Regions from separate parts of the Homo sapiens genome. Here all the other regions are linked to region 3. The links are chromatin loops, found by intact Hi-C in ENCODE. Cell type or tissue: PC-3. All regions are shown on one strand. Links, peaks and the distances in the headings refer to the core of each region. The heading gives the core; the rest is flanking DNA. Region 1 overlaps MON2 (MON2 regulator of endosome-to-Golgi trafficking). Region 2 overlaps PPM1H (protein phosphatase, Mg2+/Mn2+ dependent 1H). Region 3 overlaps PPM1H (protein phosphatase, Mg2+/Mn2+ dependent 1H). Region 4 has its middle 36 kb from the start of MIRLET7I.

Region 1 (6,181 bases), core at 409-5,408, 210 kb after region 3:
TAACAATGCTTAGCAAACTAGGAATAGAGAGAAATTCCTCAATCTGGTGAAAGGCACCTAGAACAACCTATAGCTAATAGCATACATATAGTGAAAATGTGTTTTTTTTTTGTTTTTTTTTGTTTTGTGTGTGTGTGTGTGTGTGTGTGTGTGTGTGTGTGTGTGTGTGTGCATGTAGAGAGAAACAAATTCCCCCTCACAAGATCAAAAACAAGGCAAGATCCTCATCACTTCTATTCAACATATTTCTTGATTTGGTCTTTCTATACCATAAAACAGCACTGTAAAATATACTTCACAATAGTTTTTCATGTGGTCAAACTTGCAGTATTCTCTTTTTCTCTCTTTTTCCCTCTCCTAGCAACTTCTTTCCTGGAACGTGACCTCTGCTCCAGTCCGGCAGTTGCTCTCTAGACACGCTGTTCTGTTATATCCTGAAACTAGTCTTTGCCATCACTCTGGAAATTGTTTCCATTCTCTCAAGTTAGATCCCACTTCCAAGATCTCCTTTTTTTTTTTTTTTTTTTTTTTGTTGAGACAGAGTCTCATCTTGTTGCCCAGGCAGGAGTGCAGTGGTGTAATCTTGGCTCACCGCAACCTCTGCCTCCTGGGTTCAAGCAATTCTCCTGCCTCAGCCTCCTGAATAGCTGGGACTACAGGCACGTGCCACCACACCCAGCTAATTTTTTGTATTTTTAGTAGAGACAGTGTTTCACTGTGTTAGCCAGGATGGTCTCGATTTCCTGACCTCGTGATCCGCCAGCCTTGGCTTCCCAAAGTGCTGAGATTACAGGCGTGAGCCATGGCACCCAGCCTCATGCCTTATTTTTCCTTGGTTTACTACTTTGCTTTTACAGAGCATATTTTGAAGTAGCTTCCTAAGAAACAATCAATGAGAAGTAAAACTTTTGAGCGCATGTACCTCCGAAAATGTCATATATTATGGTACTCAAAAATGTACCCTGCAGCATCAGCATTACCAGAGAACTTGTTAGAAATGTAAATTCACATGCCTCCCAGTCTTACTGAATCAGAAATTCAGGGGGTACAACTCAGCAATTGCTTGTCCTCTGGTTGATTAGGATGCATGCTGAAATTGGAGAATTACTGTTTTACACTCATACTTGGCCAACAGTATGAGTTTTAACATGGAGCTTCCATGTTAAAAGTCCTTTCCATTTACAACTCTAAAACCACTGCTTCAATGTCTTTTAGCATCCAATACTGCGTCTGAGAATTCCACTGTCTGTTTTTTTTTTTTGTTTTTTTTTTTTTTGAGACAGGGTCTTCACTCTGTCACCCAGGCTGGAGTGCAGTGGCATGATCTCAGCTTACTGCAACCTCCACCTCCCAGGTTCAAATGATCCTCCCACCTCAGACTCCCGAGTAGCTGGGATTACAGGCACGCACCACCACACCTGGCTAATTTTTGTATTTTTTTTTTTTTTTTAGTAGAGACAGGGTTTCACTGTGTTGGCCAGGACAGTCTCGAACTCTTGACTTCAAGTGATCCACCCATCTCAGCCTCCCATAGTGCTGGGATTACAGGCATGAGCCACTGTGCCTGGCCTCCAATGTCTTTTATACTGAACTTTTTTTCTTTCTTTCTGAAATCTTTTAGGGTCTTCTCTTTATCCCAGGTATTCTGATATTTCATAATGACATGCCTGATTTGGGTCTTTTTTCTTTCACTGTTTTTGATACTGACTATTTTTAATCTGGAAGTTTTGTTCTTCAGTTCTTCAGTTTATTTCTTTGATAATTCCTTCTCCTAGATTTTCTTTGTTCTTTCTTTGTCAGATGTTAGGCTCCCTGGATTCATTTTACTTCTCCTTTCTACCTTTCACTGAACTCTACATCTTTAGTTTCTATGAGTTCTTTCTCGTCTTGTTTTTTTTGTTTTTGAGACAGAGTCTCTAGTCTGTCACCTAGGCTGGAGTGCAGTGGTGTGATCACAGCTCATTGCAGCCTTGTTCTCCTGGGCTCAGGTGATCCTCCCACCTCAGCCTCCCAAGTAACTGGGACTACAGTCATAAACTACCTCACCCAGCTAACATTTGTATTTTTTGTAGAGATGGGGTTTTGCCATGTTGCCCAGGCTTGTCTCAAACTCCTGGGCTCAAGTGATCCTCCTGCCTCGGCCTCCCAAATGCTGGGAATACAGGCCTGAGCCACCGTGCCCAGCCTTCTTTCTTTTTCTACTGCTCCTTTTATGTAGCATTTTTTAAATTGTTCTTTTATCTCTTTGATCATCCTAACTGGTTTTATGTTTTCAGTGACTCTGCATTTTATCTGTTTCCTTCCAATTTCTTTTACTCTCTCTTCATTTGTTTTGGTCTTTCTCTTTGGTGTTAGAGAATTTCCTCAAATGTCTGTGAGCTCTGACTATCAGATCATACTTAAAAGCAAAAGGCCAATCATCACTGGAACCTCTGTGTTTACAGGTTGGCCTTGTTTAGCAAATAAAAGTTTTGTATGTATATGTTTAAGGAAAACTCTAAGTTTTTTTTTTTTAATGAAAACTACAAACTTTATTTTTCAACATAAGCTCAATCAAGTTCAAGACACTTTTGTAAGCGATGATACCAGCCATTTAGTTTATCTGTAAAAAACTGAGGTCCTGGGAATTTAACCATGTCAATGCTGTCTTTTTTACATTATTGACTGAAGAAAAAGGCTGTCCTTCAATGGTATTTTAAGATCCGAAACAAAAAGAAAACAAAAAGAGCCAAATTACAACTGTAAAGTGGATGCCTAATGATTTCCCACTGAAACTCTTACAAAATTGCCCTTGTCTGATGAGAGGAATGAGCAGGAGCATTGTTGTGGTGGTGAAGGACTCTCACGTGAAGCTTCCCAGGTGTTGGAAAACTCCAAGTTAGTGCTGAGAAGACATGTGTCATATGGCAAAGTCACTGAAAGAATGTCCATGCACCTTTCTTGTCTTGGTAAATTTAATACTATACATAGCAAGATATATTATCAGAAAACTGCCAGTAAAAGTATACTTGGTAACTCAATAGCCCTTATTTAACTTTGGACATTTATACCTAATTGTGAATATTGTTCTTAATGTGTATTTTATTAAAAGTTAAATATTTTCACATACTCTTAATAATAAAAAGTTGGCTACATTAAGATAAGCGGGGTTTAAAATTTTCCCCGAGATTCTCATGTTTGCTAAACCCACACTTTACCAGGCCAGTTTTAAAAACTGTTTGGGCTAGAAAAAAGAACTAGTATGTGAAGTGAGCAGTATGAGAGACATCTAGTGGTCAAACTGTACACATAAATGCTCTTTAAAATGCTCAGCACAAAATAGGAGAAGCTAGTTAAGGCTCTAGTAAATTCTGAGGATTAAGGATCTGCATGGCACAAATTTACAGTTTCTTTTTTCTTTTTTGTTTTTGAGACAGTCTCGCTCTGTCGCCCAGGCTGGAGTGCAGTAGTGTGATCCTGGCTCACTGCAACCTCCGCTTCCCGAATCAAGCAATTTTCCTGCCTCAGCCTCCTGTGTAGCTGGGATAACAGACAAATGCCATCACACCTGGCTAATTATTTTTAGTGGAGACAGGGTTTCACCGTGTTGGCCAGGCTGGTCTTGAACTCCTGACCTTAAGTGATCTGCCCGTCTCGGCCTCCCAAAATGTAGTTTTTAAATCATATATACATATATATGAGACAAGAGTCTTGCTCTGTTGCCCAGAGTGCACTCTAAAATGCAGTGGTACAATCATAACTCCGTCACCTCGGCCTCCTGGGCTCAAGCCATCCCACTTCAGCCACCCGAGTATCTAGGACTACAGGCATGTGTCACCATGCCCAGCTAATTTTAAAATCTTTTGTAGAGACAGAGGCAGTCTCACTGTGCTGCCCAGGCTGGTCTCAAACTACTGGCCTCAAGCGATCCTCCCACCTTGGGATCCCACCTAGCGATCCCAGAACACTAGGATTATGGGCATGAATCACTGCACCTGGCTGATGCCACAGTTTAAGACTTGAGCTCAGGTTTACAAAAAGAGAATTAATAACAAACAGTAATTTATATATCAGTTCCCAATTAAGGCAGCATGATATAATGAAAAGAAGCATGTAGTTCTTTTTAAGCATGAATTTGGCCTCTAGCCCTAAGATTGTGAGCAATTTTTTCAACCTTTCTAAATCAATTTTCTTTCCTGTAATATGGTCTTACCTATCCTCACAGAAATGTTGTGAGAAATAATATAACATTCTAGCATAGTATCTTGTACATAGTTGGCACTGAGTAAATGTTAATTCCCTTAAAAAATGTTGAGGCATCTTATTTTTTTAAATGAACTCTGTAATTTATAGTCCTGAGAAGATGGTATTAATATCTCCATTTTAAAGATTACAAAACTGAGACTCAAAAGTTAATTGACTGCTAAGTGGCAGAATATACATTCATATTTTTATATTCCTTTCCAATCTATGACTTCACAAAACTGGTAACTTCTGTCAGCCTGCAGTGACATCCATGGATTCCATAAAGTGCTTTGCAATTTAATTCTTCACAGTTTGCAGTTATGATATTTAAAAAATTTAGTTCAGTGTTTCTGATATATGATCAGAAACACAGTATTTCACAGAATAGAAACATGGAATAAAAACATTCTATTCCACAGAATAGTCATGTCATAACATTTCTCCTCATAAAGCTTAGTTCTATATTACAATCCTAAAAATCACCTTACCATTCTCCAGTTTACATTACCAAAATCATAGGATTAAACATTTCTACTGACAGTTTCTTCAAAAGTACTTCAATACTTTTTAATACTTAAAAAAATTAACATACCTGTAAATGAAGATGACTGAGAATGTATTGAGCCCTTGTTAAGCATTGTCATTATTTGACCAACAAATTCCTTAGGAATAAAATTGGCATAAGGTAGTATCTCATTGCTGATAAGTTGAACTACCTAAAACAAAAGAGGCAAATGCAAATGTATTGTTTTCTTTGAAAGAGACTAAAATAATTTCTAGAGTAAAATTTAAATTTTACTTTAAATGAAAATCAGTTAAAGAACTCTCCTTTAAAGAAGTACACAAACATTTTAATGTTAACATACAGAATGACTACTAATCTGTTTCTCTCATCTGTCCTAGTAACTTTAATACAAAATAGTCAGTACCATAACTGTTTACTATGCCAACCATTTGGACAAATGTTGATCTTCAGCATGATAACTGCAAATAGGGCTCTAGAGAAAAATAGCATATGAAATTTACCCATGTTAGAATTAAAATATTCAAAATAGGATTAAGAATAACATTTAAATCACTTTTTATAACCAAAAACTATCAGCTGTAAGAGAAATTAAAGTTATATTCATTTTTGTCAAATAGTTTATCTCTAACATGTAGTATGTTATTTTGCCCTTTAAAGTCCACAAGAGCTTTAATACAGTAATGGCACGAAAGGCAATATTTTGTTTCCATATGATAATGCCTATGCATTTTAAATGTATATTTTATTTATTTATTTATTTTGAAATGGAGTCTTGCTCTGTCACCCAGGCTGCAGTGCAGTGGCGTGATCTCGGCTCACTGCAAGCTCCGCCTCCCAGGCTCACGCCATTCCCCTGCCTCAGCCTCCCAAGTAGCTGGGACTACAGGGGCCCACCACCACGCCCAGCTAATTTTTTTTTTTTTTTTTAGTAGAGACGGGGTTTCACCATGTTAACCAGGATGGTCTCAATCTCCTGACCTCATGGTCTGCCTGCCTCCACCTCCCAAAGTGCTGAGATTACAGGTGTGAGCCACCGCGCCCGGCCAAATGTATATTTTAAAGTAATGTAATTGATTTTATTTACTTAAAAGTTCCTCTATCCCACTTAAAGGAAAAAAACCACCAAAACCCTACCATCAACAAAAAAATCCACAACCACAAGAACTGCTTATTTAAATTCCATTTATAATCCTCAAAACATATTTCTTACTTTTTTACTTATTTTTTTTACTTTTTTTTTTCAGAGACAGGGTCTTGCTCTGTTGCCCAGGCTGAAGCACAGTGGTACAGCTGTAGCTCACTGCAGCCTCCAACTCCTGAGCTCAAGTGATCCTCTCACTTCAGTCTCCCGAGAAACTAGGACTACAGGTGTGAACCACCATGCCCAATTAACTTAAAAAACTTTTTTTTTTTTGTAGAGATGGTGTCTTG
Region 2 (6,181 bases), core at 733-5,732, 130 kb after region 3:
TACCAATGGTGTTTTTATGGAGCCCAGCAGTTCTACTCTTAGGTCTGTACCCTGGAGTGGTGGTTCTGAAAAGCACGGTCCTTTGAGCTACATGGCATCAGCAGCACCTGGGAACTTGTTAGAAATGCAAATTTTGGCTGGCATGGTGGGTCATGCCTATAATCCTAACCCTTTGGGAGGCTGAAGCAGGAGGATCACCTGAACCTGGGAGTTCAAGACCAGCCTGGGCAACATAGTGAGACCCTGTCTCTACCTTTACATATATATTTTATAAATTTTTTTTTTTAAAAGAGAATTGCAGATTTTCAGGCCCCACCTGAAATAAAAACTCCAATGGTAGGACCAACCATTTGTGTTTTAACAAACCATGCAGGTGATTCTGATGCTGCTAAAATTCAAGAACCGACTCTCCTAGAAGAACTCTTGCATCGTCGTTCATGCAAGAAGATATTCACAGAATTGTTTTTATTACAGAAACTGGAAGTAACTTGCGTGTCCAGTGGTGGGACGGGTAAACAAATATTGGGATACTTTATAGCACCTCCCCCACCCCCAAAATGAGCCAAAGCTGTGCTCATTAACAGGGAAGAATCTCAAAAACATAATGTTGAGTTTAATAAGCCATAGAGGAATACATACATTAGAATTCTATGTACATGAAGTGAAAACTACCAATATATTGTTTAGGGATATAGACATTAAAACTATAACAAAAACCAAGAAAATTGGCCCAAAATTCAAGATAATGGTTACTTTGAGAGGAGAAGAGGCAGATACCAAGGGGAATATATGCTTGAGGCCTGTTGGGTTTCTAAGATATTTACTGATAATATTCTGTTCCTTCAAGTAGATGGCAGGTACATTGTTGTTTGTGTTATTTTTAAACTATAAATGGTATATGAGAGGCAGGGTAGTCTCGTGGTTAAGAGCCTGTAATCTATAATTACTTCCCGAGTTGAATTTTGGCTCTTCCCCTTCTAGATTTAGGATCTTGGGAAAATTTCTTAACTCTTCTCTGATTGTTCATATGTAAAATGGAGATTCCAACAGTATTAACCTCATGCATATATATTATTAGGTGAAGTGCCTAATAGATAATAAGCACTAATAGATGTGTGTGTTGTTATGTCTCACATATTTCACAACAGAAATTCAGGAAACGTGAAGGTAGACCATCTGTCTCCTCCTCGAATTGTCTGATATAATTCAGCTCAGGTGTGGAGGAATTGATGGCACTATAATTAAATATTCTTTTATTTGAATTTGAATGTGTTTTTCGCCTTTCAAGTTTCATGTTATGTATCCCACTTGTTAGCAACATTCTCATGTTGATTTTTCTCTACTATGATTATTTTTATAAAGCTTTGCAAAGCCACCTGCCAGTTATGCATTAAAAGGCACTCAGCACTTTTTTTCTGTGTCTAAGCTGGCTTGGTCTTGCTTACCAGCCTTCCTCCAGAGTGATAAATCTGTATGCCAAGGAGTGGTAACCTGTGGGCAGCGTGCACATGCCAGGTCAGAGCAGGCTCCTGGGGTCCACGAGAACTGCTGCCTACGGAGGCAGGGTTCACAAGGATCTCTTTGGAACAAACAGGATGGGAAAGAAAAAATGTTTTCTGTATGCCTTTCGGGGAAGATGGCAAACCAAAGCAATAGAAAGAATCCTATATCAGATGGATGAATGAATGAAAGGGAAAATTGCAAGGGGAACACAGTTTATCAGCAAGAAATAGACTATCAGTCTGCAGATTAGACAATTATGGTTGTAAAGACAGGTGCAGTGGCATGTGCCTATAATCTGAGCGACTCCATAGGCTGAAGCAGGAAGATGGCTTAAGCTTGAGTTCAAGACCAGCCTGGACAACACAGCAAGACTTCCTCTCTAAAAATAAGGAAAAAAAAAGTGTTTTAACAGACAGAACTGGCCTAGGTGCAGTGGCCCACACCTGTAATCCCAGCATTTTGGGAAGCCAAGGCAGGCGGATCCCTTGAGGCCAAGAGTTCAAGACCAGCCTGGCCAATATGGCGAAACCCCGTCTATACTAAAAATACAAAAATTAGCTGGGCATGGTGGCACCTGTAATCCCAGCTATTCGGGAGGCTGAGGCACGAGAATCTCTTGAAGCTGGCAAGTCGAGGTTGCAGTGAGCCGAGATGGTGCCACTGCACTCCAGCCTGGGCAACAGAGCGAGACCCTGTCTCAAAAAATAAAAAAGAAAAGGAACTGAAGAGTCAAGGTTTTCTTCTTAACAAATAACTCCCATTCTGATTTGTTCATTTGGGAAATACCACTAAGGACCTATTATTTTGTGAGCCAAGGCCTGCTAGATACTCGTGAAGAACACACACCTCAGCTCTGCCCTCTTTGAGTTTACAGTCTGGAGGGATTACAGCAGCATTAACCTAAAGCAAAGGATGTCTACACTTAAACCTGAAGAATAAACAGGAGCGAGGCAAGGGTCAGGGGAGTTGGGGAGAAAAAACATGGCACATTCTGGGACCCAACAGTCAGTGTGGCTGACTGGTCTTGGAGGTGGGGAGCAGAATGTCAACAGATGAGGTGTGAGGGGTCAGCAGGGGCCCATGATCTCATGAGATCATGAACGTGAAAATTATTTGTGTTAAAGGAAGTCTGTGGTAACGATATGGAATTTATGTAATTTGTTCATTATGATTCACAACCAGGAAGCATTCTGCAAAATCTGATGGTGAGAAACAAGATGAGGATTGTTTTCCTACCCCTGTGTGTTCCTTTAAGTAATTACACAATATTGGGACATCAGAGAAACTTAATTTGTTTCAGACTGACAATTTAGGTCTTAGCCAAGAAACCTTTGCTCAGACCAATGTCCTAAAGCATTTCTCCAGTGTTTTCTTCTAGTAGTTTCGTAGTTTCAGGTCTTATATTTAAGTCTTTAATTTGTTTTTATTATTTGATTTTTGTATATGGTGAGAGACAGGGCTCTGGTTTCCTTTTTCTGCATGTGGATATCCAATTTTCCCAGCACCATTTATTGAAGAGACTGTCCTTTCCCCAATGTATGTTCTTGGCACCTTTGTTGAACATGAGTTGGCTGTAAATGCATGGATTTACTTCCAGGTTCTCTATTCTGTCCCATTGGTCTATGTGTCTGTTTTTATGCCAGTACCATGCTATTTGGGTTAATATAGCTTTGTAGTATATTTTAAAGTCAGGAAGTGTGATGTCTCCAGCTTTGTTCTTTCTGTTCAGGTTTGCTATGGCTGTTCTGGGTCTTTTGTAGTTTCATACAAATTTTAGGGTTGTTTTTTCTATTTCTGTTGTCAAACTCATAATTTAGGAATATGTGAAACAGTGTTCTCTTTCATGTGTTTGCCATCTTTGTACATACCTGTGTGTAATTTGGTAGGAGGGCACCACACTCACACACCAGTTTAGGATGTCTCCTTGGGAGGCTCATGGACAAAGAGAGCTCAGTCCCAAGAGCCAGTGCCCTCCCAGCTGGGAGCTGTTCTAATCTTGTCATGCCAAATGGAAATATGAGTAGAAGTTGCCAAGTCATAATTTCTGTGATGAGGAAAGGCCCACTATAATTCCAGAGGCTCTATTAGCCCTTCCTTGGCCAGAGAGTTCCTATTTCTCCATATGTAGCCTGGGACTACACGTTTGCCTGTTTAATTTTCAGTGGAGAGTTGCTGGGTTCAAGCCTGAGGGAACTGACCAAAGGAGGTCAGCCTATTGTTGGACACAAAATGAGAAGGGAAAAGTTCTCCCCAGGGTGGGAAGCCTGAGGGAAGGGGAATGGAACAAAGCCGGTGAGAAGGGTAAGGTGCTTCTGCATCTGAGGTTTTGAGTGGGCCTGTTTTACTTTGAGTCTTACCAGGATCTCCCAGTTTTGTCTAGAAAGGAAGCAGGACAAAAAGAGGCAGGGAATGAGGCCTGAGACAGGCAAGACTAGGGGCTTTTGTCGTTTGATTGTTGGGCTTTTGTTTATGTTGCCTGTAGGTTCCTTTTCTTTTTGTTTTTCTTTTACCTCCTAGTGACAGCCATTCTAAACAAATTGCCAGCATTGTCTTCCTCTGTTGACATCCTTCCCAGCAAGGAATTTAAAATAGCATCTCCCCCTCCAGAATGTGCTGTGAGGGAAGAGGTGATTAGCATAAAGATGTGTTCTGACCCTCACACCATCCTCTCAGGCAGAGATGGGAGTAAAAATGAGCTGTATGATCTTTCTGACCCTGGTGTATCTTAAGTCCTTTTGCTCTTTTGAACTGTCTCAACAAAGGAACCAGAAAATTAAAAGGCGGCTTTATGGATGAGCCAGAATATGAGTGCAGTAAGTTTTTCTCTTTTTTTTTTTTTTTTTTTTTTGCAGTTTTTACGGTTTTTTAGAACACAATGTGCACATGAGCTGTCTACCCATTTTCTTCGCTGCACAGCCTGGCATTGGGGTTGGTGACTCTGATGGCCAGCTGGGCAGCTCTTTCCACAACGGCTTTGCAGTTCTTGGAGGAAACATTGTGAATGATCTCAGCACAGTAAGATTTGTTGCATGGCAGCAGCACTTCCGGCTCCTTGACGCTGTGGATCAGGAACTTCCGGAAGCCACTGGGCAGCATGTGCTGTTTTTCTGTTGCTCCCATAACCAATGTTGGGCATCAAGATCTAGCCTTTGAACCTTCTATGAGCCCTGTTGTCAGTACCTCTGGGTTTCTGCCAGTTACGCTTAATTTTGACATATTGGTCAGACTGGTGCTGGATGAACTTCTTGGTTCTTTTTTTGACAATCTTGGGCTCCACAAGGAGTCTGAAGTTGGCCCTGATGCCAAGGAGGAGATGGCCCCTCTTTCTTTCTTTCTTTTCTATCACAGTTTGCCCTGAATTGTAGGGAAGCTGGCAGTTCTTTTACTCTTGTGGGGTCACGAAATGAACTGTTCCTAGGAAATGCATTGCGCTAACATCCTGGAGTGGGGTTGCTGCAGGTAATGGAGGTTGGGCTGCACAGTCCTCTGGTTCCTTATAATTCCAGTAAGGTTCTCTTTTAAGCCCTAAAGATCCTACATGATTTGGAGAAGGCACTCAAACCTGGAAAGGGTTTTCTGATGCAAAATATCTGCAACTGACTGTCCCCTCTGTAAGGCTGGAGGTTCAGTGGGGGGGTCTCCTGGGAAGAATATTCAAAACGGAGGCAAATATGTAAACACTCAGAGAAGAAGACGCTTACCATTTTGTCAGAAAGGAATAAATTGTTACTATTACTGAAGGGGAAGGGAGTGGGCAAAGCCAAGAGGAACTAGGGCCAGGGAATAGCTAACCAAACTTGGAAATGCACATGGATTCACATTCCCAGTGCCCAGGCAAAACTGTGCAGGCTTTGCTCTAGAGCTTCATTTCCCCAAAACTGTCTGTGGAAACTTCTTTTTTACTTAAAAAAAAAAAAAAAAAAAAAAAAAAAAAATTCACCGTGTTACCCAGGCTGGTCTCAAGCAATCCTCCTGCCTCTGCCTTGGCCTCCCAAAGTGCTGGGATTGCAGGTGTGAGCCATCATGCCTGGCCCCACCTCATTTTTTTTTTTTTTTTTTTTGTAACCTGGATTTAATGACCCTCTGTCTCCCTGCCATGACCCTTGAGGGGCTTTTTATGCAGTATTTATGCAGTATTAAATCTGTAAGAACCAGTATACCATAAACCCTACAGAGTATGTCTCTAATGAGAGAAGCCTTCCTGATGTCCACACTTGTCAGTCTTCACATCCATGCTCTCCTTGGCTCAGATAGCTGTGTGCCTTGGAAGGAAGAGATTAATCAGTGAAAGGTTAATAGTAAAACACCAACACTGACAACAGGCGTTAATTCAAGTATTAAATGCTAGTTTGCATTACCCTAATATGAAATTTATTTTTGCAAAATACAAAGGTTCTTTTTATGAAACCTTTCCATGAGTTAGCTGAACTAATTTCTTGCATGCCATAAGGTTTTCAAAAACTATGCCTTAAATGCAAAAAGGAAGGGTTTCCTCCACTTTTCACCATACCAATTACTGGTTTTAAGAACAAATTCATGAGTGTTTGATCTGGTGTCTGAAGACTAGATAAAAATCTGCAGTTTTCTCTCTTTTGCAATGTTTAGCACACTCAGATCTGTGGGAATTCAGAAATCAGCCTGAGGTCCTGGCTGTGGCAGCCTCTAACAGCACACAGCC
Region 3 (6,181 bases), core at 665-5,664:
GATTTCAGAGAAACTACACTCCTGTTTCATAGAAACAATGCCTGTCTTAACCTTATCAAATTGCTTAAGGTGAGCTTCAGAATCCACAGCACAGAAATTATACCAGCTTCAAAATAATAGCTGGAAGGCCATTGCCAACTCCTTTTTCTTTCCTCCCCCTCTCAATATTAGGTTTTTGAGAGTCATTGTCTTACCGTGTAAACCTTTGGTTTTTTGAAATGCCCACAAGCGCCACGGTGTGCCAGGCAACCCGAGGACAGTTCACACAGCTGTCTATAGCAGGACAGCTTTGAATTTTCCAGATCATTCCTAAACTTTTTTTTTCACCGCAGTAGCCACCCACTCTCTAATTTTCCTGTTTCTAGATGTCCTTTAGGTATTGCGGGTTTTGTGCCATTGATTTTCTATAATAGGAAATTCAATATTAAGTAAGAGTTGTCATATAGGCATTTCAGCTTTGTGGCTCTCTTGCCTTCTCTTCCACTTTTAATCCCTAAAAGTAAAGTTCCCCAAGCCTTGCACCTAAGCCTCTAATTTGCCTCACTGATGACATTTATGCAGCTGTCCCTCTGGAGATTCTGAGTGTCACAATATCCTTAAAAGCAGAGCTTCTCCTTCACTGGGAGTTTTTGCTTTATTTATAAGAGCTCAACAATGTGGAATCAGAATTCTTTGGACTCTCTTTGTTTCTGTCTACCTGCTTGTCTGTCTCCATCTGTTTGTCTTGTCCCTCAATGGAATGCTGTGATATTATGATATTCTGTCTTCAACTCCATGTCCTGACATACAACTCCTAAAATCCTTGAAATCTTCAAAGTGATAAGTATCTTTTTGTATCCTAATGAGATGACTGGTGGCTGGCAGCCCCTGGGTAGCTTCTGGATGGGGTCTGTTCATCAAAAAGACCAAGGCAGGATTAGAGGGCTGTGCAACTAAGTAGAATCACACAGTAAACTGCCGTTGATAATGTAGATGTCAGGTGTATTAATGTGAATAAAATGAAAGAATAGCCTAATTTAGATTTGCCCCAATAATTTGTGTGTGTGTGTGCGCGCACACGGGTGCACGCATCCTCAACCTCATGAGAGGGGAGAAGGGCTGAAGGGTGAGTTGATCACCAACAGCTGATGATTTAAACACTCGTGCCTATGTAATGAGGTCTCCATAAAGGCCCAAGAGAATAGGGCTCAGTGAGCTTCTGGGTAGCTGAACATGTGGAGGTCCCTGGAGGGTCACGTGCCAAGTGAGGGCATGGAAGCTCCACACCGTATGCATCTCTTCATCCATATCCTTTGTAATATCCTTTATAATGAACTAGCAAATGTAAGTAAATTTTTCCTGATTTCTGTGAGCCACTCTAGCAAATTAATCGAACCTTAGGAGAGGGGGGTCTTGGGAACCCAGATTTATAGCTGGTCAGTCAGAAGCACAGGTAAACCAACCTGGGGCTTGCGACTGGCATCAGAAGTGGGAGTCAGTTGGGGGACTGAGCCCTCAACCTGTGAAATCTGATGCTATCTCCAAGTACATAATTGTGTGGAATTGAACTGGAGGACGCCCAGCTGGTGTCTTCTGCAGAACTGATTGCTTGCTGGTTATGTGGGGGAAAACTCTCACACATTTGGTCACAGAAGTCTTCTGTATTGGTTGTTGTGGGATGAGAACAGAGGAAAAACAGTTTGTGTTGTTTTCACTAAGAACTGCTCTTCTCAGTCACTAGTATTTATTGAGCTTACATCTTAAAATCAGTATTCTTTTAGACACCACTGAGGAAGTAAAACATAAGATCTTATGGTCAGGCACTTTGGTCCACACCTATAATCCCAGCACTTTGGGAGGCCCAGGTGGGCAGATCACTTGAGGCCAGGAGTTCGAGACCAGCCTAACCAACATGGCGAAACCCTGTCTCTACTAAAATTATTAAAAATTTAGCCAGGCGTGGTGGTACATGCCTGCAATCCCAGCTACTTGGGAGGCTGAGGCATGAGAATCATTTGAATTCCGGAGGCAGAGGTCGCAGTGAGCCGAGATCACACCACTGCACCCTAGCCTGGGCAACGGAGCGAGACTCTGTCTCAAAAACAAAACAAGGCTGGGCGTGGTGGCTCACGCCTGTAATCCCAGCACTTTGGGAGGCCCAGGCAGGTGGATCACGAGGTCAGGAGATTGAGACCACGGTGAAACCCCGTCTCTACTAAAAATACAAAAAAATTAGCTGGGCGTGGTGGTGGGCGGTAGTCCCAGCTACTCGGGAGCCTGAGGCAGGAGAATGGTGTGAACCCGGGAGGCGGAGCTTACAGTGAGCAGAGATCGCACCACTGCACTCCAACCTGAGTGACAGAGCAAGACTCTCTGTCTCAAAAATATATATATATATATATTTTATCTGGGGGCATTTGTAGTCCCACATTATATGAATATAGAAATATGCAATATCTTATTTATTTTGATATTCTAAATAACAAAAGGAGGTAGTGAAATGTTGACACCTTTCCAAAAGGGATACACTGTTAAAAATGTTCAGAAACACTCAAGTCAAAATAAATAGTACCTATTTCTGGGGAAAAAGTAGGTACTAGTCACAAAATACAGACGAACAGAAGAGAAAAAAATGCTTCCAATGAGGGGAGATGGTAACAGTTTCATCAAATACTATAAGCTTCTTTGAGAGCAGTGCTTTTCATCTTTGGTCCTCGGGTTGCCTGGCACAGCTTGGGGCTTGTGGTGAAGGTGACCTATGACCACTGGTTTTTAATACTTACTGTGTACACTGTCAGAGGTAGGTGTGCCCCTACAACCCCCTGATTGTATCTCAGATCTTCCTTCATAGTGTGAAGGCTATGTAGCGAATCCCTCCTGTGTCCACTATGAAAAGTGAGCCATGGCTTCCTAAAGGACCAAAATCTCAGGAATTTTCCGACTGACTTCAATTCTGCTTCCCAGCAAGGCCTGGCTTAGCTCTGTTTTGTCACCTATTATATTTATATTGTCGCTTGGCCCAGGACAATAGGTATAAATAAGACAAGTGTCTTCTAAGTCCTGATTTCAAACCTCCTCCCTACTTCTCCACCCTCCCAAAAACATGGTTGAATAATCAACATTTCAGACTCATGGAGGAAGTCGATTCCACTGCAGGGTTAGTTACAGGAAGCCTTTGCCCTCCTAGGGATCAGAACCAAGTTAGCAGTGATTACCGTTTTAACCTGTTAACTATGGGATTTGAGCTCTGGACATAGCCGGGAGGATCTCAGAGTTCTATTTCCTTTTAAGAGTGGGTCTAGATTCCCCACCAGAGTCGGTTCTTAGGAAGGGAAGAAAATGGCAATATTTTAACTTATGGAACTACTATATGTAATTCCATCACTGGGTAAATGATTGGAAATACCAAGCAGCTAGACTTTGTTGATAAAAACCTTATAAATACATGGTGACATTGTGACAAAAAGGGGGCAAAGTTTATAGTTTAGAAATCTATAAATTAGTGTTTATAGATTAATTATAATAAATAAATTAGTGTTTTCCAAAATTAGCATGTTAATGGTAAATTGGGAACCCACATAGCTGTCTTAAATTTAAGTTGGTTTTGTTCTCTTTGTTTTTGTTAGAACGGGAAGTTTCTCTAGGAAGGAATGAGCATGTGATTCCACCAGCAGCCGGCAGGTGGCAATAGTAGGCAGTAGAGTGCTGGCTTTTCTTCCCCATTGCCTGGCTGGCAGATGGCCTTGTTCTCAGAATAAACTGGGATCAGATTTGGATACTAAAACCATGCAGAATCTGATTATTTGTGACTGACACTATTAGCAATGTGCTCAGAGCCGTGTTTTAACTCAGCTAGGGGGAGCTGCCAGGTCCTATTGAAACTACCCAACACTTGCTCCTTTCTGCTACCAGATATTGCTTTCCTTTTGCAACCTGAAATTGGTAGGAAACAAAGAATGACCTTGGAGTTGCATCATCTATGAGACTTTCAAACCAAATTATTACCATCCCGGGCAATATTTTTCTCTTGCACTTCTTTCCTGCTGAATTAGTCTCATTGCACACACATCTCTGTTTGCCTTTTTTTTTTTTTTTTTTTTTTGAAACGGAGTTTCTCTCTTGTTGCCCAGGCTGGAGTGCAATGACGCGATCTTGGCTTGGCGCGATCTGGGCTCACCGCAACCTCCACCTCCCGGGTTCAAGCAATTCTCCTGCCTCAACCTCCCGAGTAGCTGGGGTTACAAGCATGCGCCATCACACCCGGCTAATTTTGTATTTTTAGTAGAGACGGGGTTTCTACGTGTTGGTCAAGCTGGTCTCCACTGCCCGACCTCAGGTGATCTGCCTGCCTCGGCCTCCCAAAGTGCTGAGATTACAGGCGTGAGCCACCGCGCCCGGCCCTCTGTTTGCTTTCTCGGCTCCCGTTTCTCCTTGCAACAAGGAGCAAAATAAAATCCCACATCTTAAAAACTGGATCCATTGTTTGATTTAAAGATTAACCTCGCTTAAATGTTGTGTTTAAGCAGACACAACAGAAGATAACTCAGTCCTGCTACCTAGAAAGTTGCCCTGCAAGGTCTTCAGGACTATTGATTAAGCAGATAAATCAATTATCTTGTTAATTGAATCTTAAGAGTCATTTAATCGATCCTTTTAGACCATACTTGAATGATAGTATATGCATGTGTTTTGCTAATCAGTTTATTCTAGACACAGGGCTCGGGGTTCATTGACAGCAAAAATAGGGAGATATTCTAAATCAGTCCTTGCTTAGCACAAAGCAGTAAGCAGTTTTTCCCGTGGTTTCATTGATTTTTGTAAAAATACCAAAAACTTGAGGTTTTTAAGAAAATACTTCCATGTTTTTATTTATTATGTAGAATATTAAAAACTTAATCTAATCTGAAAGGTGAGGATTTGAAGAAAAAAGGTAGATAATGCAATGGTAAATGTATCTTTATTGACTTAATATATCATGTTTGCTCTGATAGTAAAAGAACCACCCAGATGGTCCTTTAATGTTCCTTTCAGTACTAAGATTTTGTGAAACATCTTTTAAAGAGGAGTAGGTGGTGTATGTAGGGAAAAAATAAATGTGCTATTTTGGCTTCTAGGGAGGAGGGGGAGGGAAGCAATTATTTTTAGAATATGTTCTAGTTGCACACGGTTTTAGAAGAAATAGAAGAGTGTGTTTTAACGACAGTGAATCCTTCAGGGGGATGAAGTCTATGGAAACACGTCTTTCAAATCCTTCCCACCATGATCCCAGAGAGGACACTTGTAATTAAAGTGTGTGTGTGCACATGTGCATGTATGCACACTTATGTTCCCACACAAATGTGGGGGAGGGAAGTGGCAAACGCATGCACATGTTAGCAAAGTTTCTTGGATTAAAAAGTACTTAAGTTCACTCTTTATGAGAAAGTGCTGCCAAATTTAGCATTCCTTATTCAGGGGGAGCTACAGAGGGAATGTAGCTGAACGTAGAAAAAGGTGAAAGAAATAATGAAATCAGTTAGAAAAAAAATATTGAGTCACACTATTAATATAATACCAAGGGGTTAAATGGGTAAGCTAACTGGAATGTTTCCCCCAAAGTTAAAGCAGAAAAGTTTTAGTGCTGAGCTCTTTACCTTGATTTTTTCCCCTAAGCATTACATAATTTTCTAAGCAGAATTTCTTGTGATAGAAACCATGATAAATAATGTACCTACCTGTGGTGTAGCCCGAACTTGCTTAACTGAGTCCCAAAGGAATTTGTTGCCGTGGACGGCCCTGTTACGTGGACTTTTTGCACCATAACGTTTCTACCTTTTGGATCATACTAGTGGTTTGATCAAGTCTATCAAACAAACATCATTCACATTCTAGTCTATAGACAGTATACAAGCAGTAGGTGTTCAGATAATTTTTTGAGATGAAGTCTCGCTCTGTTGCCCAGGCTAGAGTGCAGTGGTGTGGTGCGATCTTGGCTCACTGCAACCTCCGGCTCCCGGGTTCAAGCAATTCTCCTATCTCAGCCTCCCAAGTAGCTTGGACTATAGGTGCACACCACCATACCCAGCTAACTTTTTTTGTATTTTTAGTAGAGACAGGGTTTCATCATGTTGATCAGGCTGGTCTCAAAATCCTGACCTCAGGTGATCCACCTGCCTGAGCCTCCCAAAGGGCTGGGATTACAGGCATGAGCCACCACGCCCGG
Region 4 (6,181 bases), core at 773-5,772, 150 kb after region 3:
AGCTGTGATTGTGCCACTACACTCCAGCCTGGGGGACAGAGGGAGACCCTGTCTCAAAAAAAAAAAAAAGAAGAAAAAGAAAAAACTATTTTGAATGATCCACGGTCTTGATTCACAAAAGCAAGCTAAAAGTGGAAGCTTGGGAAGAACAGAATGGAAGACAGTCATATTAGAATGCTATTATTGTGAAACATCCTCAGCTCTATTCACCTTCACTTGTACCCTAATGCTGATGCTGCCTCCTTCTCCCCAACTCAGTAGTGGAAAACAATGGAAAAAATCCATCCTTGGATTAGATACCAGGAGATTGGGACATTTCTTCTCCATGGAAGATGGAGGAGTCTTCTAACATTCTGTCGTGATTAGCTCTTGAAAGGTGTGGCAGTTGTCTCCCAAAATGGCTGCCAACAATGCTTCCTATGTCTGTATGCAAGTGTTCCTTTTCCCATCAAGAGGTGGAGTTTGTTTCCCCACCCCTTGAGTCTGGTCTGGCTTGTGACTTGCTTTAATAAAATGCAGAAGTGACATTCTGAGACTTCTGAGCTGAGATCTCTGGAGGTCTCCTAGCACCTGCTTTTTCACTCTTGGAAGCCAGTCACCCTGTAAATGTCAGACTAGATTAGTGAGTGAGTAGAGGCCACGTGGGAGAGAACCACAGTGCCCAGACATTGGGAGTGAGGCCCCAAATGAGTCCCTCCAGGTGATAACATAAGGAGAGAGAGGCCTAGCCAGCTCTCAGCTATTTGGGTCATTCCGCTTGAGGCCACAAACATTATAGAGCAGAGAATCATCCCCACTTAGCCCTGCTCAAATTCCTGGCCCACAGATCCATGAACAAATAATAAGGTATAGAGAACCTGGCTCTCGGGGTTTGGGAGTAAAATGGTTAAAAATGTAAATTTTTTAAAGAGAAAATGGCATTGAGAAAATATACTTCTGACGTGGGAAATAATCTTCCATATGCAATGTGGTAGGGTGACTGAAATGGGAGAATCAGTTTTTTAGCAGTAATGCAGGGACGAACTCATAATCCCTACATTCACGTGTATGCTTTTGCTGCTGCTTGCAGCTGGTAATGAGCCTTACTAAGCCAAGAAAGTGATGGCCATTTGGAGGCTATGAGCCTAGAAGGGGAAAACAAAGGTCGCTAATTTAACCACAAATTTATGATAAGACCATCCTATGTTGTACTACTTATGACCTTTGGTACAGTCAAATGGCTCTTTGATTCTAAAGAACTTCACAGTGTTAGGGAAAATAAGACCATTTTCAAATTGTGTGTGTATATTTAAAAATTCTCATTTAAAAATCTCAGCTGGACATGGTGGCTCATGCCTGTAATCCCAATCTCTGTGAGGCTAAAGTGGGCAGATCACGTGAGCTCAGGAGTTTAAGACCAGCCTGGGCAACATGATGAAACCCAGTCCCTACAAAAAAAAATACAAAACTTAGCCAAATGTGGTGGTGCACAACTATAGTCCCCACAACTCAGGAGACTGAGGTGGAAGGATCATTTGAACCCGAAAGATCAAGCCTTCAATGAGCCACGATCGCATCATTGCACTCCAATCTGGGTGAGAGAGCGAGATCCTGTCTCAAAAAAAAATCCCTATCTACAAAATACTTCACACTTATTGCCATCCCAGTTGTTTCCTTTAAATGACAAGCCAAAGAATGAATTACCTTTCCTAGCAATTAGTCTGCCTTTTTAATTGTGTTCTCTATCATTAGAACCCTGAAAACACTGCTGCTCACTCAGTATATTCCCTACATTTTCAGTCTCTTGTCTTTCACTTCTGACAAGATCCTCCAGCTAGCTAACCCTTTTTGCTTTACTGATTTCAATTAGGCTGCCTGCGACACATTCCAAGTATGACTGAGCACAAGGTGGGGGCAGTGTGCACCTCGGTTGTCTTCTGGGGACTGGGTCGGATCAGTTTGTTGGTGCAAGTGGGGCCACGGACAGGGCTTTGGAAGGTCTGAATGCAGACCTAAAGGACAGCCCTTCCCTGAAAGGGCCATACAAATCTGAGCTTTTTCTTTAATCCTCTTTTTAAAATTTGGTATTTGCAAATTTAATCACTATAAAGTAAAAGTAGGTGAGCTCATTCAGAACTGTGGATGGGGGTATAGGAATGGTTGACATGAAAGTGAGAGAAATGTGAAGTTACAGCAGCAAAATGTCCCAAGCTGAGTCACCTCACACCCTTCAAACACTACAGGAAGTGTAGGCTTAGTAACCAAACATCTTTGATTTAAACTAAATAACTGTAAAACCTGAAAATAGTGGTCTCAGCAGTTCTGAATTAGATATTTACCTCCCTACTGAGTTTGGTCAGTGAAAAAAAAAGTTGGGAGAAATTTCTGGAGAACTGTGAAGTTTCCACTATTACTGTCTTAGGTGAAAAAATTAAATTTCTCATTTTGGGATTTTTTTTTTTTTTTCTTGAGACAGGGTCTTGATCTTTTGCCCAGGCTAGAGTACAGTGGTGCGAACATGGCTCACTGCAACCACAAATCCCTAGACTCAAGTGATCCTCCTGCCTCAGCTTCCTAAGTAGCTGGGACTACACGCATGTGCCACCATGCCTGTAGAGACAGGGTCATGCTATGTTGCCCAGGCTGGCCTCAAACTCCTGGGCTTCCACCTCAGCCTCCCAAAGTGCTGGGATTGTAGGTGTAAGCCACCGCACCCAGCTCATTCTTATCATTTTTAAATACAAGTCAGAGAACATTTGGCCAATCTACCAATTGCACCGTAGAATTTGAAGGAAAATTAACAGTGTGGTTGTTCTCATATTTGCAAAAAAGATAAATGCTATCATAAGTATTATATGCCTTAAAATACAATGCAAATAGACTCCGATATTTGTAGATAAAATATTACCAATGTATGTCTTGGATTTGCTTCAAAGTAATAAAGGGAAGGGAGGGGATGGGTTTACAGATGAAACAAGATTGGCCATATTGAAGAAAGTTATGCAAACTTGGAAATAAAAGGATGACTGCATGTTTTTTTCAGTGTCTTTCCTGGAATATCATCTGCCAGCGCCACCCAAGGATTATTTATTTAGTTCTTAGGTTATGGTTCTGCAAACTTTTTCTGTAAAGATCCCAATTGTAAATATTTTAGGCTTTATGAGCCATTTGGACTCTGTCACAGCTACTCAAACCAGCTATTGTTGCACAAAAGCAGCCATAGATAATCTGAACTAAGATCTGTTTTAAGACAGTATAAGGTCAAGCTTTATTCCTTGACTAGAAGAATTAACTCGTAAGAATGTGGCCTGGCCGGGCACGGTGGCTCACGCCTGTAATCCCAGCACTTTGCGAGGCCGAGGCGGGCGGATCACGAGGTCAGGAGATCCAGACCATCCTGGCTAACACGGTGAAACCCCGTCTCTACTAAAAATAGAAAAAATTAGCCGGGCGTGGTGGCGGGCGCCTGTAGTCCCAGCTACCCTGGAGGCTGAGGCAGGAGAATGGCGTGGACCCGGGAGGCGGAGCTTGCAGTGAGCCGAGATAGCGCCACTGCACGCCAGCCTGGGCGGAAGAGCGAGACTCCGTCTCAAAAAAAAAAAAAAAAAAAAAAAAAAAGAATGTGGCCTGATCTTGCCTCTCTGGTGTGAAATGAAGAGAGTCAAACATATGAATGAACACTCATGGCCTATTGCTAAGGAAAATTCAGGTAGATCCATAATCATTTATCTTGTTTTATAAACACAGGGCAATTTATAAATTTGCCAGTTTGTATTCTAAGGTAGTCCTACATTCAGCTTCTAGTCATATTGGTGGTAAGATGCATCGGGGTTGTGATACTGTATTTTCTCAAAACTATAACACTATCAATTTTATAATCTGCCACAAATTGAAAATGGTTAATATTTTTTTCTAATTTAAAAGGAGGAAGTTAACCCATCATTTGCCACACTCTAGTCATGAGGCAAAGGAAAGCATACATGCAATCTGTTCTTACAATTAACAAAGTATCTCATAATAAAAAAGTTTATTATGCCCCATGCTGGCTACTTGGTTTTAATTCTTGTATCGCCCGCTCAGGTAGATGTTATCATTTTTTGCAGATGAGGAAATAATTTCATTCTATTGTGATCTGAGAACATACTTTGTATGATTTCAATCCTTTTAACATATTGGTTTGTTTTGTGGCTTAACATACGATCTATCCTGGAGAAGGTGCCATGTGCACATGAGAAGAATGTGTATTCTGCTGTTGTTGGCTGTTCTGTAGATGTCTGTTAGACCTAGTTAGTTCATCATACTGTCCAAGTCTTCTATTTTCTTATTGATCTTCTACCTAATTTTTCTATCAATTATTGAAAGTAGGGTATGAAAGTCTCCAACTATTACTGTTGAGTTGGCTGTTTCTTCCATTCTGTCTGTCCTTGCTTCATGTATTTTAGGGTGGGGGCTCTGTTGTTAGGTGCATCTGTGTTTATAATTGTTTTCCTGATGGATTGGCCTTTTTTAATTGTAAAGTATCCCTTGTCTCTGCCAGCAATTTTTGTCTTAAAGTCTATTTTGTTACATATTTGTACAGCCACTCCTGCCCTTATTTGGTTACTTTTTGCATAGTACATCTTTTCCCATCCTTTCACATTCAGCCTGTATGCATTTTTGAATCTAAAGTGTATTTTATAGAGAAATATAGTTGAGTCTTTTTTTTTAATTCATTATGCCAATCTCTACCTTTTGATTGGAATTCTCAGTCCATAGAAACTTAACCTGATTAACGATTAAATAGGAATTACATCTGCCATTTTGCTATTTGTTTTCTATGTGTCTGTCTTTTTACTCCTTTATTTTTCCATTACTGCCTTATTTTGTGAGAAATAATTTCCAGTATACCATTTTAATTTCCTGTTGTTTCTTTATTTTTTATTTTTTGCAACTCACTTTTACTGTTTCTTTATAAACTTCCTCTCCCATGGAGGAATATATTGTTATAGTCATTAGCTTATTTCTTTTTTTTAAACTATGCTAACAGCAATGGAGCCAAGAGGAGGGAAAACATAAGTTACAATAGAAAGGCACTTAGAACCTGTTAAAATACTGATATCCTGGAACATACAACAACAAACCAACGACAACAATGACAAGTATACTGGCCCTTCCAAACCTGGTCCATCACTGAATCACATGCTGAGCTCACTTCCAGTGCCCTGTTCCTCTGCTCTGCTGGAGTCACAAACCCATAGCACCCCCCCCCCCCGCCCCCAACCAGGGACTTAAGGCCTGGGGCCCTCACAGGGGTAGGTGGTGCTCGGGTCCTAGGTGGGGCCCAAGAAAGGAGACCAGCTCCCTCCTACCTTGCTCACAGCCCCTTTGAGGGGCAGAGCCAGCACGGCCGGGCCTTTTCAAGACTGGGGTCCAAAGCCCAGCAGCAAGGTGGGTGGGGTCAGCGTGACTCCTCTGGGACAGAAGGGCAGTTCAGGAAAGGGTGGGGTCAGCAGAGCTGCCTAAAGGAACCATACTGAGGACCCCACTGCTCTCCTAACAGAGTTATTTTCTTAATGGTTGTCCTGAAGATTACAATAACATCTTAAAACAATATAGTTTGGATTAATACAAACTTAATTTCAATAGTAAACAAAAACTTAGCTGCAATATATACTTCCATTTCCTTCCTTCTCTTCTGTGCTATTTGTCATACAAATTACAACTCTCTACAGTATAAGCCTGTCAACAGTTTAGTAATTATTGTTTTATGTAGTTGTCTTTTAAATTATATGGGAGAAGAAAAGAATTAGAAACAAAATACATTTCTACTGCCTTTTATGGTTTCTGTGTATTTACCTTTACCAGCATCCTTTATTTCTTCATGTGGATTCAAGTTATTCCCTAGTGTCCCTTCATTTTAGCCTGAAGGACTCCCCTTAGTATTTCTTGTAGGCCAGGTATATGGCTCATGCCTGTAATCCCAGCACTTTGGGAGGCCAAGGTGGGAGGATCACTTGAGGCCAGGAGTTCAAGACCAACCTGGACAACATAGTGAAACCCCATGTCTACAAAAAACTTAGCCAGTGTGGTGGCTCATGCCTGTAATCCCAGCACTTTGGGAGGCCAAGATGGGTGGATCACTTGAGCTCAGAAGTTTGAGACCAGCCTGGACAACATATCAAATCCCCATCTCCACAAAAAAATACAAAAATTAGCCGGATGT

Evidence for each region. A loop is a pair of places that touch in the nucleus more often than their neighbours do. Peaks named below come from ENCODE experiments on the same cell type or tissue, not always from the same donor. Only the 100,000 strongest peaks of a DNase experiment are listed, where the experiment ranks them.
Region 1: it touches region 3 in a loop (6-fold over the local background); 100 of 110 quality-filtered maps call a loop at or near these places.
Region 2: a loop joins it to region 3, with 6 times the contacts of the local background. A loop is called at or near these places in 4 of 110 quality-filtered maps.
Region 4: a loop joins it to region 3, with 8 times the contacts of the local background. A loop is called at or near these places in 12 of 110 quality-filtered maps.

The regions. Positions count from the first base shown.
Region 1 is chr12:62,579,056-62,585,236 of GRCh38, reverse strand. It overlaps MON2 (MON2 regulator of endosome-to-Golgi trafficking), which reads right to left. Exons shown (of 35, transcript NM_015026.3): 32 at 4,817-4,940. Among named protein-coding and RNA genes, the nearest start is that of MIRLET7IHG, 21 kb to the left of the region's middle. In PC-3, for the core only: CTCF peaks have their summits at 3,066 and 3,265 (motif pointing left); a DNase peak (open chromatin) is centred at 3,266.
Region 2 is chr12:62,657,440-62,663,620 of GRCh38, reverse strand. The region is part of intron 9 of PPM1H (protein phosphatase, Mg2+/Mn2+ dependent 1H); the gene reads left to right. It also overlaps the pseudogene RPL32P26. Among named protein-coding and RNA genes, the nearest start is that of MIRLET7I, 57 kb to the right of the region's middle. RefSeq lists enhancers at 3,647-4,173, 4,378-4,672, 4,174-4,699. In PC-3, for the core only: no CTCF peak of the experiment used is centred there; a DNase peak (open chromatin) is centred at 2,650; H3K27ac peaks cover 1,573 bases.
Region 3 is chr12:62,791,641-62,797,821 of GRCh38, reverse strand. The region is part of intron 3 of PPM1H (protein phosphatase, Mg2+/Mn2+ dependent 1H); the gene reads left to right. Among named protein-coding and RNA genes, the nearest start is that of PPM1H, 140 kb to the left of the region's middle. In PC-3, for the core only: a CTCF peak has its summit at 3,679 (motif pointing right); a DNase peak (open chromatin) is centred at 3,791; H3K27ac peaks cover 1,147 bases.
Region 4 is chr12:62,637,041-62,643,221 of GRCh38, reverse strand. No RefSeq gene overlaps it. Among named protein-coding and RNA genes, the nearest start is that of MIRLET7I, 36 kb to the right of the region's middle. RefSeq lists a silencer at 477-677. In PC-3, for the core only: no CTCF peak of the experiment used is centred there; no DNase peak of the experiment used is centred there; H3K27ac peaks cover 1,867 bases.